Linked DNA regions of Mus musculus: all the other regions are linked to region 3. The links are chromatin loops, found by intact Hi-C in ENCODE. Cell type or tissue: heart. All regions are shown on one strand. Links, peaks and the distances in the headings refer to the core of each region. The heading gives the core; the rest is flanking DNA. Region 1 holds the start of Dhx38 (DEAH (Asp-Glu-Ala-His) box polypeptide 38). Region 2 overlaps Vac14 (Vac14 homolog (S. cerevisiae)). Region 3 holds the start of Cmtr2 (cap methyltransferase 2).

The links. A loop is a pair of places that touch in the nucleus more often than their neighbours do. Peaks named below come from ENCODE experiments on the same cell type or tissue, not always from the same donor. Only the 100,000 strongest peaks of a DNase experiment are listed, where the experiment ranks them.
Region 1: a loop joins it to region 3, with 8 times the contacts of the local background. A loop is called at or near these places in 3 of 42 quality-filtered maps.
Region 2: it touches region 3 in a loop (6-fold over the local background); 8 of 42 quality-filtered maps call a loop at or near these places.

What each region holds. Positions count from the first base shown.
Region 1 is chr8:109,561,939-109,568,378 of GRCm38, forward strand. It overlaps Dhx38 (DEAH (Asp-Glu-Ala-His) box polypeptide 38), which reads right to left and starts at 3,923. Exons shown (of 27, transcript NM_178380.2): 1 at 3,553-3,923; 2 at 506-845; 3 at 11-198. The coding sequence starts at 828. It overlaps Txnl4b (thioredoxin-like 4B), which reads left to right and starts at 3,954. Exons shown (of 4, transcript NM_175646.4): 1 at 3,954-4,125. In heart, for the core only: no CTCF peak of the experiment used is centred there; a DNase peak (open chromatin) is centred at 3,843; H3K4me3 peaks cover 2,491 bases; H3K27ac peaks cover 1,795 bases.
Region 2 is chr8:110,618,982-110,621,481 of GRCm38, forward strand. Vac14 (Vac14 homolog (S. cerevisiae)) reads left to right here. Exons shown (of 19, transcript NM_146216.3): 1 at 1-12. Among named protein-coding and RNA genes, the nearest start is that of Vac14, 1.7 kb to the left of the region's middle. In heart, for the core only: a CTCF peak has its summit at 1,116; no DNase peak of the experiment used is centred there; H3K4me3 peaks cover 978 bases; H3K27ac peaks cover 503 bases.
Region 3 is chr8:110,214,312-110,220,751 of GRCm38, forward strand. It overlaps Cmtr2 (cap methyltransferase 2), which reads left to right and starts at 3,649. Exons shown (of 2, transcript NM_146215.4): 1 at 3,649-3,775. In heart, for the core only: no CTCF peak of the experiment used is centred there; DNase peaks (open chromatin) are centred at 3,030 and 3,570; H3K4me3 peaks cover 1,640 bases; H3K27ac peaks cover 1,021 bases.

The sequences.
Region 1 (6,440 bases), core at 2,440-4,939, 650 kb before region 3:
GGCACGTTACCTCTGTCTCTCTTGCGGTCATAGTCTCGATCCCGGGATCTCTCCTTCTTCCGATCCTTTTCTTCTTTAGATGAGGCATAGACCCCGTGCTCCCTCCGATCCCGCTCTCTCTGCCTACTGCGTTCCCAAAACTCTTCACTCACACCCCCGGGGTGGGACGGAGTCTCTACCCGAGCAGATCGGTAATGCCTGAAACAGGGAGAGTGAAGAAAGGGGTCTCCATGGCAGAAAACATTTCCCTCTACCTCCGACCATGCCAACAAGCAGTATGTCCTCTCCACTGCATCTCCCTGGTGCTGAAGGCCTGGACAGGGCTAGAACCCAAGCACTTACGTCCACTTCTTAGCAGCCTTCCCCGCAAATCCTTACCAGCTCCTACCTGCCACCAGTATCATGGAATCACAATAAAACCGTAAAGCTCTTAGGTGTCCGACAGGAGCTGAGGTGAACCTGGGCGAATATTTTCTGACCACCACTTTTTACCCTCTCTCCTTACCTGTCTCTCCGGCTACTTCGGCCAGCCTGGTCCTCGCTCTCCTCCTCGGCATCCTTCTGGTCATCCTTACTCTCCTCCCAGTCTTTGTAAGAAGAGACTCTGGACTTTTTCTTGTCCTCCCCATCATCCTTCTCCTCTCGCTCCCTCCGTTTCAGGGACGCCAGTAAGTCCAGCCCCAGCAGTGAAGGGCGGGGAGCAGGGGCTTTGAAGACATGCTGCTCATTGGCTGCACTTTTGGTCTTGCAAATAAGACCACCAACCTGAGAGTCCAAACTGGTGCCTTCCAAGCGATGGATGGAGGTATCCTCACCAGGGTCCTCCATCACAGGCTCTTATTTCTCTGAAAGGAAGGCAGACCGTTAGAACTGGACATAAGAAAACTCCGGTCTACTGTATCCCAGAATAACGAGTGCATTTAAGTGGCTATCCCTACCTCCCTACACTGAGCCCAGAACATCTTCTGCTAGCTAGTGTGTATATATGTGTGTTGTCATGCAGGTGCACATAAAGCCAGAGGCCAACATCAGGTACTTTTCTCAGTTGCTCCCTTATTTACTTTTGAAGATAGGGTCTTCACTGAACTGGGAACTAATTTGGCCAAGAAGCTCCTTGGGATCTGCCTCTGACTCTTAGCACAGATGTGCCTCTACTCATGACTCTCCATGGGTTCTGGGGATCTAAAATCAGGACCTTACACTTGTAAGAAAGCACCCACCACCGGAGCCACCTCTCCAGCCCCTCCTGCTACTTGTGAGGACTTCCTCACCAAATCACTATCAGTCTCTAAAAGCTGACCAGTTCCCACTCCAACACATCCAAAAGGCACAGAGACACATGGACACGGACCACACCCCAACACATCCAAAAGGCACAGAGACACATGGACATGGACCACACACTAGGATCGAGAAGGTGTCATCTAGACAAGAATCAACCTCACTAAGGGCTTCTTACCAGACTAGAATGATTTTTATAAAGAGAAGTATAGGGGAACTGGACTTAAGTCAGAAACCCTGATTAAAACCCAGGCGATTGAGCTGGGCATGATATGCACCTGTAATCTCAGCACGGGAGGTAGAGGCTCCAGAGGGGGGCAAGTGGGAAGCTAGTCTGGGCTACATAGTTTCACACTAGCTAGGATATTTAGTGAAGGATTCACTCATTTATATTCTTTCTCTCTCCTTCTCTTGCTCTCTCCCTCCCAGTTTGTCCCTCTGCCCATTATCTCACTCTTCTACAGAACACACTTCCTCCCACTTATGGGCCAAAATAATCACCTCTAGGAGTCCCCATTAGCTCCCTGCCTCTGAACACAAGCCAGGCATGCTTGCCTTTTTCATATGAACTGTAGCAGCACATCCCACTTCTCTAGTGAGACAAGAAAGAAAGAAAGAAAGAAAGAAAGAAAGAAAGAAAGAAAGAGAGAGAGAGAGAGAGAGAGAGAGAGAGAGAGAGAGAGAAAGGAAGGAAGGAAGGAAGGAAGGAAGGAAGAAAGGAAGAAAGGAAGGAAGAAATAAACTAAGTAACTAACTCACTCCAGGCTCTTGGCATTTTCTGGTTTTTTTGGGACAGTAAGCAGTTGTCTTGGTTAGTCATTAGTTCTCTATGTGTGAAACCACAATCACTTCTGCTTTCCACAATCCACAGAACCACTGTGAGAATCAATTGTTGGTACACTGATGTGACGGTTGCATACTTGGTATTATGCTCCTGTACCCTGACTTCCCTTCCTGGTTTTTGATATGCATTCTCCCACCCACCCATCCCATTCCCTTTAAGTCACAAGTTCCACAGAGCAGAGAAGTTAGCTAGCACACGATTTCACCATCCATATTCTACACACTTGCTGACTTTTGTTGTGGATCAGTAGTGGTTTGTGGGAAAAGAGAAAAAAAGCATCCCATAGCAGGCAAAAAAAAAAAAAAAAAAAATCTCTTGAATAACAAACTGTGTTCGCCAAAATTACTTCCAAGAAATGTTAGGAAAGAGCATGTCTGGAACGTGTTTCAGAGACTGTAAGACCTCCCAGGTGTTTGGCTGATGTCAAATTCATCTTTATCTAACACCACCCGATTATAAGCTTGGACCTATGTTGGACATGTAGTTAATTATTCTCATTCCGATTAAGTTTATAAAGCATGAGAACTGTGACTTTTGAATCTAGACTTCTTTTGCTGTGTTCTAATTAACATGCACAGCTCTCCCAAGGGGCGCTGCAACACAATGTGGATGAAGAAGCAAAAGTTTCCCGAGGTAGAAGAGAGAAACAAAGTCGCATCTTATATGCATATTAAGAAATCTTGACAGGAAGGCTGAGATACAACGACTTACATCCTAAAGTGTCATTTGCATGCAAGCAGAGACTACTGTCTGTCTTGTTAACAAATGGCAAAGTAAAAACCTGATTAGATATCATTTATTGAAAGCGAACAGGAAGTCAGACATTTCTCTGGACAGGAAATTATTCACAACACAGGACAAGGAAGGACTTAATTAGCGGCTCAAAATAGCAAATAAAGCGGTCCACGGCCAGACTATGGAGAAACATCGGTGACAAAGAAGCCACAATGGACTTCTCAGGTTAGCAACTGCTTACTGCATGCGTCGTTAATCCACTTGCTATTCTCAACAATACCGATAAAGGAAAAACAAGAGCCCTTTCCTCTTAGGGTTAATACTCTACTTATAGATTATCCGCCAGATCTAGTGGAGACTCTTCAGTGAGACAGGAGGAAGGCACCAGAAGCCCTACCCAGGCTCTCCAACTATCGGGTACCAGGTTCGCGTACTGCCCTAAACGAGGGCACAGGGAGGACCCCTGAATCTCCGTGGGGCCGTTCCCAAACACCGGGATGAGACCAGAACATGGACAAAGTCCGGAGAAGGCTGAATGAACTTCTCCGCTCAAGCAAATAGAGAAACTTGGGTAACAAGGACTAGAGGAACTCTGAAATCAGGGCCCAAACAGAAGCCGCGAGCCGACACCGGCCGCCTGGAGCCGCCATGGCTGCCGAAGGACAGATCTGGAAAGAGAAAGAGACGCTCACCTCACCAAGCACGACTCTCGAGGCCTTCGGTTCCTGATCTGGAGACGCCAGCGCGGCCACCGCTCGATCCGAGGGTCTCAAAGAGGCAAATTCCGCTGTTTGAAAGCGGCCATCATCGTCCCATAATGCCCTGCGCGGAGCCTTCTATCCGTCCAAAAAGACCATCGAGAGCAGCCCACAAATCCAGGGTTCCGGGACGCCAGAGTGCAACCCCGCGAACAGGCCTTCCGAGCCTCAGTCTCTTCCTCTGGGTTCAGAGTCTCCTTGCGACCAATCGCGCTTGGCGTAAGAGTCAACACCCCGCCTCTGGCTCGGGGGTGTGCAAGGGAGGACAACACGAGACCGGCCATGTTTACTAAGGGCGGAAATGACGTCACTTCCTGTCGCTGGCGGCCAGTGCAAAGTGGAAAGGAACTAAAATAATCTTGTCGGATTACCGGACTATTGACTGGGGCGCGCGGTGGCACGTTCGTTTTCTGCGTCCGTGTTTCTCACTTCCGTTTGGGAGGATTTTTTTTTTTTTTTTTTTTTTTTTTTCCTGTCGGAGGAAGCGTTTCTAAGGATACAGCCCAGGTTAGTTGGGGTCTTTCCCAGGATGGCAGTGAGGAAAGAGGCAGTTGTGCCCTAGCTAACCGGTGGAGGAGCCCGGGTTGCTGACATGTAGACCGAAGTGTCCTCCATGGCACCTGTGAACCAGGGGGAACCCAACCACCAGGTTCTTATCAAAAACATGCGTTGGGTGTTTTGTAGACGTCAGCCCTGACGTAGATTAAAGTGACATACCGCTGTAATCCCAGCAGTTGTGAGGTTTAGGCATAAAGATTGCCACAAGTTTGAGGCCACTCTGGGGTACTAAGCGAGATCCTTGGAAAATAAGTTCATGTTCAGATATGTCCTTTGGTTATATCTTAGGATGCTTATTTCCATTATCCTATGAAAGCATTACACGTTAAGTTTCTACAAAAAAGAAGAATCAGACTTTACATACTGCTTCCGAATCTTTTCTTAGTAGCTGTATAAGATAGTTCGCAAGACTACTACTATCAGTGCCCTGTTGACAGACATGAACATAGGTCTTTGTGTCTATGTTCATATTCTCAAAAGTAGAGCTGTTGTGTAAAGAGGAGGCCAGTTTTCTTTCCAAAGAGCTTTTGCATCCAAATTCCAACGAAGTAGGCATGCCTCCGCTCTCTCTCCATTCTGAGTGTTACCGTCTCACTTGGTGTTTGTAGACTCAATGCATTTCTTAAATCTGCCTTTTAACTTGCTATCCTTTGTCTACGTGCAAAACTTGGCTTTCCAAATGTGTTTAGTGTTCATAATTTTTATGATTCTCCATTTGCATCCCTCATGCGAACACTGTCTTGGATGTGGTGTCGCTTTCCCCCTCCTTCCAACATCTGGCCTGTAGCACACCGACCCTCTCTGGTGACACGCCACACTCCCCCTTCCTCTTTTTATTACTAGTACGGGATTTGCTTACGTGAATTCTAACGGCGAGACGGGTCCAAATTCTCTTTGTGTTTCTCTTTCATCAGTAATTTGTTCTACACTCACAGTTGATGAAACCCCTCCTGGAAGTCAGCTTCCCTATTTAAAGGGTGACCTACAGGCTGGAGAGATGGCTCAGAGGTTGAGACCACTGACTGCTCTTCCACATGACCAGGGATTCAGCTCCCAGCACCCACGTGGCACCTCACATCTATCTTTAACTCCAGTCCCAGGGAATTTGACATATAGGCAGGAAGACATGCACATAAAACTATTAAAATAAACTGTGGCTTATAGGTGGAACAATTTCATTTCTTGTGTAAATTTTATTCATATCTTATGTGTGCATTGTTGTGTATGTGCATGAGTATATACTCATGTATATACACCTGTCAGTGCATGTTTGTACACCAAAGGCAACCTTAGGTGTTTGGGTTTGGGTTTGTTTTGTTTTGTATTGTTGACAACAAGGTCTCAGGCTGCCCTGCAACTTGGTGAACTGGCTAGGCTGACTGGCCACCAAATCCCAAGGATCTGGCTGAGTGCACTGAGTTCGTGAGCTACTCTCGCAGGCCAGGCTTCTTTTTAGATGGCTTCCGGGGATCGAACTGGGTCCTCACCCTTCCCAGGCAAGCACTTTACTAACTGAGCTATCCTCCCAGCCCTAATCCAGACCACGAAATATAATTTTTGATGAAGGGGAGAAAGGCAAATCACATTTCATAGCATTAACAAGCCTTGAAATTAAATGCAGAGTAACTAATATCCCAGTTGCATCTTCTGTGGGTACTGTCAATAGTGACTTGTCAGTCATGGGATTTTTCAATTAGGAAATGACTTGCCAAAAATTAGGAGCTAGACTAGCAATTTTGTAGCATGAGTTCTAGCCTTTGTCTCACAGCTAGAAGAGTAACAGAATGAACTAGTCTATAGAGTGAGAAGCCCAGCACCAAAGGAAGACAGAGAGAAGGTCAGATGAGGCCCCTCTACCTCAGTCTCCTCTGAGTCATTTATTTAATTATGACTTTCACACACTCTTAGTTGGTCTGTTTGCCATGTGATTAAGTGTATCTAGGAAGTCCCCTTAAGTCAGGACTCGAGAATATACAAACATTCGTCAATGAAGGACCCATGAAGTATGGTCCACAAATGAAGTAGTATGGAATCTCAAAGTCTTTTGTGTAGGGATATGGGAAGTTCAGTAAACGTTATATTAAAACAATGCAAAGCGCAGAAAGGGTGAATCATGTCCCCACCTCTGCCACCCCACCTTCCAGCCACTCTCCCTCCTACTCCAGACTGCTGAGGTCAAGTTTGTCTGCTTCAGCACTTGCCATAAGCTGTGGTTCTTTCTGCAGTCTGGCAGTGCTCTGAGGCACAGCCGCATCCTTCAGCTG
Region 2 (2,500 bases), core at 1-2,500, 400 kb after region 3:
GGAGATCGAGAAGTAAGAGCTCCTGGGACCCCGCCCTGGCTTTGCAGCGCCTAGCGGTTCTGCTTGCCCGCGGCGAGGGTTCGGTATTGACCTCTCCGGTTTCAGCTCTTAGCACATTGCTTTAGAGCGGGAAATCCAAGAGCCCTATCTTTGCTAGTCTTAACCTCCTGGTGCTCCCAGATAGCAGTGAAAATGAATTGACTTAAGGTATGTGCAGAACCTAGCGCAGTACCTGACACATTCAGTGTGGCCTCAGTCAAAAGCCAGCTAGATCGGAGAGTGGCCTCTCTGAGGAGGTGGAGAATTTGCTTATGGTGTCCCGCCTTCTCTTTGCAGCTTCTGAAGTGGCCAAGTGTAGAAATAGGTCAAAGCACGTGATCCAATGCTCAGAAGATTGTCAGGCCACCCTCCCTTGCAAGTGAAAATGGGAAGATTTGCCCTTCCCCGCTTCTGCAATAGTATACGTGTGTGTAATAGTGCACTGGTGTTTCCAGGTGTTCGAAATAGGGAATGTTTAATTCGGTAATGTTTTGCTGAGTATGTGAGAGAGCACGTGTTTTTCCCCCAGCCAAATCTTAGTAACAGTCAGTTGAGTAGGTGGTTTCAGAAGAGTAGAAAGCAGCAGCCTGTAAAACTAGAAAAACATTAGGAGTTAAGACATCCAACTTGGTAACAGCGGACCATATGTGTCTATGTAAATTTAAGTTAACCAGAGTAGTGACACAGGCTTGAGATTTGGCACTTGGAAGGCTCGGGCAGAAATACTGTACTCGTTTGAGATTAGCATTGGTCACGGGGCTAGATCCAGTCTCAACAACAACAACAAAGTAATGAATCAGTACAAATTGTAAATTCAGCACGTCAGTTTCACTACCCATAATCTGGGTGTTCAGGAGCCAACCACTACAGCTGCACAGTGCAGACTAGAGAACATTTCAGTCATTGTACAATGGTCACATGGCCAGCCCTAAGCTATGGAGTGGTGCTCACTCATTGACTAGGATAGACTCTTTACTCAAAGTTTTTTAACCTCGGTGCTGTTGATATTTGGGAAGCACAATACTTGGTTGTGATGGGCAGTTCTGTAGCTTGTGTGATTTTTTTTTTTTTTTTTAGTAGTACCTCTGCCCTTTACCCACTAGATGCCAGTAGTACTCCATCAGTTGTGACAACCCAAATTGTCATCAGACTTTGCCAAATGTCCCTTAAAGAATCAAAATCACACTAGTTGAGAACAATTGCTTTGCCCTAGACTAATGGCTTTGGGCTTAGGTAAGAAGACCCTTCCATTTGTTTGCAGTACTCACGCTAGCGGTTTCTTTCCTCAGCCGCCGCCTTTTTTTCCCCTCTTTTCTGTTTACTGCCTTGCATTGCAGTGCTTAGCACAGTTCTGTTGTCATGCCGAATAGTGTGACCCAAAGATAGTGTCTAGGTATGATTGTGTGTCCGTGAGTTCTGTTGGTTTTGTGAAGTTGCAGTGTATATTAGGTTTTCATTGCTGTATCAAACACTCGAGATTTAAATGGACAGGGTAGTATGTGGTCAGTTGGACCTGTAGCTTTTGGGCATGATGAAGCCCTTCAAGGGCACACACCAAAAGGAGCTCTCAATAAGCCTAACTCTCAAACTCTGTCAACTCCGAATGAACCAGACAGAGGGCTACCTACACCGTGCATACACGGGCCTTTGAGAAACGGTTAAGATTCAGACAGTGGCACACTGACACCAGTTTTTTGCCACCCACTCAGCGTCACAGAAGTATCTGCTTTTATCCTGGCTTGAGTCATCTGTTAGGTCCTTGAACAGAGGTGTTCACAGCATAGCTGCTTCCGGTCAGTCTGTGGAAGACTTCTCTGCAGGTGGTCGTGTAGGGGCTTAGTTGTTAACCCAGTTTGTTTTGTATTAGACATTGCCCTTGATTTGTAAAATTCAGAGAAAATTCCTAGGGTGGTAAGGGACTATGGCCTCCTTAAGAGAAAAAACATTTGATTTATCCTCTTCTCTTAACACAGTGAGTGCCTAGTGGCATTTGACACTTGTACACAGGAACAATAGTTTTGCAGTTTTGATAGGAGAGTAACATTGTAGCCTAAGGAACTTGCTTCTCAAAAGTGGCCTGCAGACAGCTACTGAAGAGAGACGCTGGCTTCATCCTTGTGTGAGTTAGAATTGGCCCTCGAACAAGATTCCTGCATGACTGTTGTACATGTTAAAGCTTGGCAAGTGCTAACTTCAAAGACCTTCTGTTCTGTGCATAGAATATTCGATATTTGCATATATTCTTCATCAGACTAACCCTTGGTCAAGTAGCCTATTAATCGGTCCCCACAGATACCCCATCAAAGAAAAGTTAGAGCATTGACTGTTGCGTGTGGCGTGTGACAGCTCGTGTGCTGCAAAAGTGAACATGCTTGCCCTGTTCTTAGTTGAGCGAACCCCTCCAAGACGCCTGTTCTTAGTTAAGAGGCCACATGGAGTGTTGGTGTTGAGCACTAAAGCC
Region 3 (6,440 bases), core at 2,376-4,875:
CACTCAAAATAAAATAAAAATAAAAATAATGCTAGTTCTATTAGATTATTACCCCTCTCTTATGGCCTTATTCAACCTTAATCCCTGTCTCCAAAAGAAGTCACAAGAGTTTTAAGGCTTCAACATGCAAATTTGTTTTGAGGAGACACAACTCAATCTATAACAATGTAACTGTATATCTATATCTATATCTATATCTATATATATATATATATATATATCTAAATATATATATATTGTTTTTCATTTTTTATTTTTATCTTTTTTCTATGCTGGAGAATGAACCACAAAGTTATTTTAATTAAAAGACGTATCTTAGGCTAGCACATTATTAATGACAATATCAAACTCTTGTTTTAAGGTTAATTTAAAATTATTTTAATGAAATTTATAACCTACAAAATACATCTCAACTTTTCTTTACTTGGTAAGTAATTCAACACCATTTAGTCAGAACAAGCATGAATTGCTGTGAATTTTTTTTTTTCTTTTTGGTTTTTCGAGACAGGGTTTCTTTGTATAGCCCTGGCTGTCCTGGAACTCACTTTGTAGACCAGGCTGGCCCCGAACTCAGAAATCCTTCTGCCTCTGCCTCCCGAGTGCTGGGATTAAAGGCGTGTGCCACCATACCTGGCTGAAATATTTTTTAAGAAGACAGTTCATACTGAGTTTTAGTCCTAATATATGTTAAAATGTAGAGTGAAGTTTAACTATATGATATGGTAATAAAATAGACAAAAATTGCTCTTATGATCGATGTGTGCAATTTTTATATTTATGCTTAAAATTAACTTTTTTGTAATATTTGTTTCTAAACAGTATGCAAACAGCTTCAAGATCCTATTTGCACTGAATATTACATTGTAGACATTCTACCCAACGTTACAGGAGCCAAGTTGGTTATTAGTTTTACTCTAATTTCCTTTTGTGTGTTACTTTTCTTTTTAAAAAAAAAAATTAATTATTTATTTACTTTACATCTGGATTGAAGCTTCCCCTCCCTTCTCTCCTCTCAGTCCCTCCTTCTCCCCTCCCTCCATCCACCCCTTCTCCCTCTCTCCTCCGAAAAGAGGAGGCCTCCCATGGATAGCAATCAGCCTTGGTATAGCAAACTGCAGTAGGACTAGGCGTGTCTCTTCTATTGAGGCTAGACAAGGCAGTCCAGTTAGGGGCAAGGGCTCCAGAGGCAGGCAGTGCAGTCAAAGGCAGATGCTGCAGTAAGTCAGAGGCAGGCAGTGTAGTGAGAGGCAGGCGTCATGTATCCGCTTCACACATCTGGATCACTTTGTCTTTCCTAAAACCTTTTCAACAGCCCACTCTCTTGCTTTTCTAACACGCATGCCATTCATCTTCCTTTAACAACTATTGCCGCTGCCGATACACCTTTCTGAGTCTGAATGGGAATGATGGAGATGGCTTGGCACAGCTGGCAGCAATTTGGATTCAGGCAGACTCAAGTTCACACCCTGACTCTGCTGCCTGGTGATGACATAACTTTCAGCGAATTGTCAGATTGTTCTCAGCCTGCATTCTGTTCCTAAAACGGAAACGGTAAGTGTATTTATGTCATGTAATTAAGAGAACTAACAGTGCAAAAGCCCCACAGTTCTTCAGCAAAGGTTTTATGGTCACCGTTTGTGTAGTGACCATTTTACCCAGGGAAGACTCCCTACATCCTTTGCTGTTTGGAGTGTTCATGACAGTATTTATAAACACGGTAATTTCATCTAACAGATTACAAATTCCTCACATACTCCTGGGTTCCACAAAAGAACAGCATTCATATATTGACATTTTAAACTAATATTTATTATCAGGAAGGTGGCACCTTGTAGGTCACCCATGCTCTAGTGGATGGTCCTATGCACATACTATCTGCTCTAATTGGAATCAGTGAGCTACAAAAAAAAGAAAGTAAAGAACATTGTATGAAATGGGGAGGGGGGAGTTGGAAGAGGAGGAGGGTGATCAAAACATATTGTACATATGTATGAAAGTCTCAAAGAATCCCATTTAGAAAGCAACAGAGTCTCTCCAACGGCTAAAATGAAAAGACAATGCCAAAAAGTTGCATTATGGGTAGGACTACAAAACGGTGGAACACTTCAGAAATCTGGGGAAGTCTTAAGAAGTTACACACACTCAGAACTCTGGGGAAGATTTAAGAAGTTACACACACAGCAGCTGCGATTATTCTCTCCTCTTGGTCGCTATGCCTGCTGGATGACTCAGTTCCTCCACATCTAAGTCACACAAGAATAATGAAAACATATGCTTACAACAACATATTAGAAAGTCCCCAAACAGGTCCATTCGTAATATCACCAGTCTAGAAACTAAACAGTCAGCCTTCAGTAGAAGAACTGATTAAAGTCAACCCACAGAATGACAAACCCCTTGCAATATAAATTTTAAAGACACAAGACAATACAGATGAAAACATTTTAAATAATAAATTGAACAGGGAGAGGCTGAGAAGAGTCAAAGTGTAATGATTGAATTATGTGAAATTCTAGACCAGATCATCTAAATTAGGGTGATGGGAAATACAGTGATAGCTGCTTCTTGAGGGTGGAAGACTAGGAAGGAACTTAAGGGAGCTTTTCTAAAATATTCAGTAGGTATTTGCCTGCTCCACAAGAGGAATTCATGCCTTGTATTAGTTATGGCCCAAACCCATAACTAACAAATCGTGGGCTCTAAGGGAGAGTCCACTGATTTTTTTTTTTTTCTCTAAATGGTCAAGTTGCCAAACTGCCTTCTGAATACGGTGCTCTTCCCTCATCTCTGTCAAAGTTCTGAGAAGTGACTGACAGCTCAGCCATAGACAGGCCATCTACATAACACCTGCTCAGGGAAGGGGAGTGCAGAAGAGTGGGTGAAAAGAGTGGGAGAGCGAGAGGATGAGGGAAGTGCTGTGAAGCGCTTTCCTCTAAAAAGGATGGCTGTTACACTTATAAACGCACAGCAGCTGTGGCTACCCCACAGCTGGGGAGGTGGAGACAGGTGGATACCAGTGACTAGCTGGACAGTCTAACCTAACTAGAGAGTCCCAGGCCTGAGAGTCCATCCTCTGGTATCCCTGGCTGACATGGAACTCTCTATGTAGACCAGAGTGACTTAGAACTCAGAGATCTGTTTCCCTCTGGCTCATGAGAGCTGGGATCAAAGGCTTGTGGCACTACACCGGGTGGTTTTCTTTTTCCTTGGTTTATTAATATGTAAACACACCAAGTGATGATACTTCCGTTTCTTTAATTTGGTTTTGCACTCAAGTTATCCATTGAGCTTCAATTTTAATGCAGTCTCTCCTAGGAACTAGCATCTATCTATCCAGGGTAAACCTTCGGGTACCAAAGCCCAGTTCCGTTGCCATGGCGACCCGCTGAGACGGACAAGTTTCTCCGCACCAGAGCTCAGCTCCAGGAGTTGCCACCCTCCCGAGTGACGTCGATGCGCGTGACGATAGGCCTCCCGGAAGGCGCCTGTGCAGTGTGGCTGTCAGAGCCTCGCAGCCGGTGGGGGCGTGGTCTGGAGGAGGATCTGGCTCCAGTTGCGCGTGCGCAGGTCCGGGCGGTCTTCCAGGCGCTCCCTCCTCTTTGTCCGCGACCCGGTTGCCAAGTACGCAGAGGAGACGCCACCCCCGGAAGCTGTTCCCGGGAGCGGAAGTGGCAGGTGGCTCGTTAGAGTGAGGACCGCGTGTGCGGTGCTACTCTGCTCCTGCTCGAGGGGCTCTGGTGGGCGTGGGCTGAAGGAATGCGGACCCGGCTTCTCGGTGAGTGACAGTTCCCGGACGGTTCGCTGCGGGCAAGGGGCGGGGCTGCTCAAATGAGTGTTTGAGAGGTGGCTGTCCCAGGACCCAGTGTGAGCACTGCACATGCCCCAGTGTTTTTATTTCCTAGGAAAAGTTGGCGGGACCATTGCTAACACTCCCTATGCTCACTTAGACCTGACAGCTGTTGAGAACTTAAAGGCTTTGGTGTTGGACTTACAAATTTTATAATCATTTCCTTGTGGCTTTGGACAGGAAGCTTCCTGTCTTCCACTTGGAGCCTGCAAAATAATACAGTTGATACTCATCAGCCTCACATGCACTTTGGAAACGGCATGCATTTAGTTGAAAAAAAATTTTATGCATTTAATTGAAATTTTTTTTGTTTTTAAGTCGTACATTGAAATGCTAGGGTGAAATTGAAATGCATTATTCTGTTCAGAGCTTTGTCTTTTGGGCTAAGTGTAATATTCGTCCATTTATCCAGTTAATGTTAGTGTACTTAAGTGCCCACCAGCCACTGTTGGAACCTTTTGGGGTGGCATGTAAGTGAGCAAAATAAAAGATAACTGTCCTGCAGAAGTGCGGAGCTTACATTCTGGTTTGAGGAAGTTGAGAACGACAAGTCACAAACAGAACACAGGGGAAAAGAAATAAGTGATAAACATGAATGCCGTGGGAGAAAGTGAGGTAAGGGCCATGGGGAGCCCGAGATGCAATTTCAAAATAAGTGTGTTAGGATAGGCTTCACAGAGTAAAGTGCCTTCCAGCAAATACCAGGAGGAGCTGAGGGGATTAGCTAGATAGATACTTGGGGGAGTAAAGCCCAGGTAGAGCTTGCCTCTTAGTATTGAGCAAAGTGTTCCAACGTGGTGTGGCCTGGGTCTTCAGTGAACAGCAGGCTTGTGTGGCTGGAGTGGAATGGATAAGGGGGCGGTAATATTAAGAATGAGTTGGCAGCAAGGCTCAAGTACAGTCAGGAACCTTGGAGCGTTTGAATCCTTTTAGTTGTTTGCAAGTGAAGGCAATTATCCACTTAATTTCGGTAAGATTTCACAGCTTAACCACAGCCACTAATTAGTATGTGAAGTTAATGACTAAAAGTAGACTTTTTTTTTCCCCCCAAAATAGAATGTATTGGAGGTCTAAATGTAGCTGCGGTTCCCAGTAAGCACAGCGTGGATCAAGACAGATGAGCTCATTGTAGTAAATTTTCTGTTTGCTCTTACGTAGAGTTTTTGTGCGTGCAGAAATGCCCTGCTTTTGCCTCCCCCTAAGAGCTTTTCTAAATACAGTTTCTAACTGTTAAATGATGTTGCTGTTTGTGACAGTAAATCTCTACTCACGTGGGACTCGTAAGTAGTTGTGACAAACAAGATGATTAAAAAAGGTACCCACTGCTTTAAGGAGCTTACCAACCTGTACACCAGATGAACACAGGATAAAATACAGGATGAAAAGGGATGGGAAGGTTTGCTAAGAGGACAGGACTCAGGAAGCACCAATGTCATGATGTCATTATGGTCATAGCTAACCTTTATTTCTCAGTTTAGATTTCCTTTGAGTTCATCTTGCTCAGCGTACAAAGGAGCGCGCCTGACTCACGATTTTCACCTTGAATGTCTGCTTTCTGTAGGATGGGGATTTAGTTGTCAGTTTTTCTATGTCTGACGTTTTATGTCTAACCATTTATTGGATGAATTGACTATGACATGATTGCAGAGCATGAACTGAAAACTTAAGCACTCCTCACCATCGGGTGACATATGACACTCAGCGTTCCACATGGTGGAATTTAGAGCTCTCCAGCAGTGCCATCTTTCTTTACCTTAGCCTCTGTTCTGCCAAGATAGATGTTTCTAGTTTCCTAGGCAGTTAAGGGTTTTGTTGTTGATGCTGTTGTTAGGGGTTTTGTTTTGTCTACATTTATTTATTAGCTCTACTTCACTCTAACAAAACCCCTACAATAAGCAATGTAGGAAGAGAAGGGCTTATTCTGGCTCATGGTTTCAGAAGTTTCAATTGGTGGTCAGTTAGCTCATTGCCGTTGGCCCTATGGTGAGGCAGTACATGATGGAGAGTGCACAAAGAAAAAGGACTTTTCACCTGGTGGCAGCCAGGAAAGGACATGGAGGACAGGGGTCCTAATAGCTACTCAGTAACCTAACTTCCTTCCATTAGGCTCCACCTCTTAAAGGGTCCCCCTGCTCCAAGTAGCATCATGAACTGGGAACCGAACTTTTCTCTAGAGGGTTTTGGGGCAGTATTTCAGATCCAAACTCTAGCTATGAATAGTAGGTGATGGCTTACATGGATGATTGATACCACCAAGGTACCTGTCTCAGTGAAATGTCATCAAAGTGTATAAAGCAAGCCTTGTAAGTTGGCTAAGTTGCTGGCAACAGAGAGGCTTGGCCAGACCAGTCTCAGATGATCAGACACCCTCCAGCCGGGAAGGTGGGTTACAAAGGGAATTAATTATAAGTGCCAAAAGGAGTTTGATTTGCAGTCACGTTTGAGGATGAAGTGGAAGGATGTTCATGTGTTTACGGTACATGGGTTGTGTCTAATCTGAGAACAGAGAGCTTTGGGGAGGAGCCAGGTGAGTTGCTATGGCAAAAGCTGCCACTCCCTGCTAAATACTGTTAGGTGCCACCTCTTTAAAAAA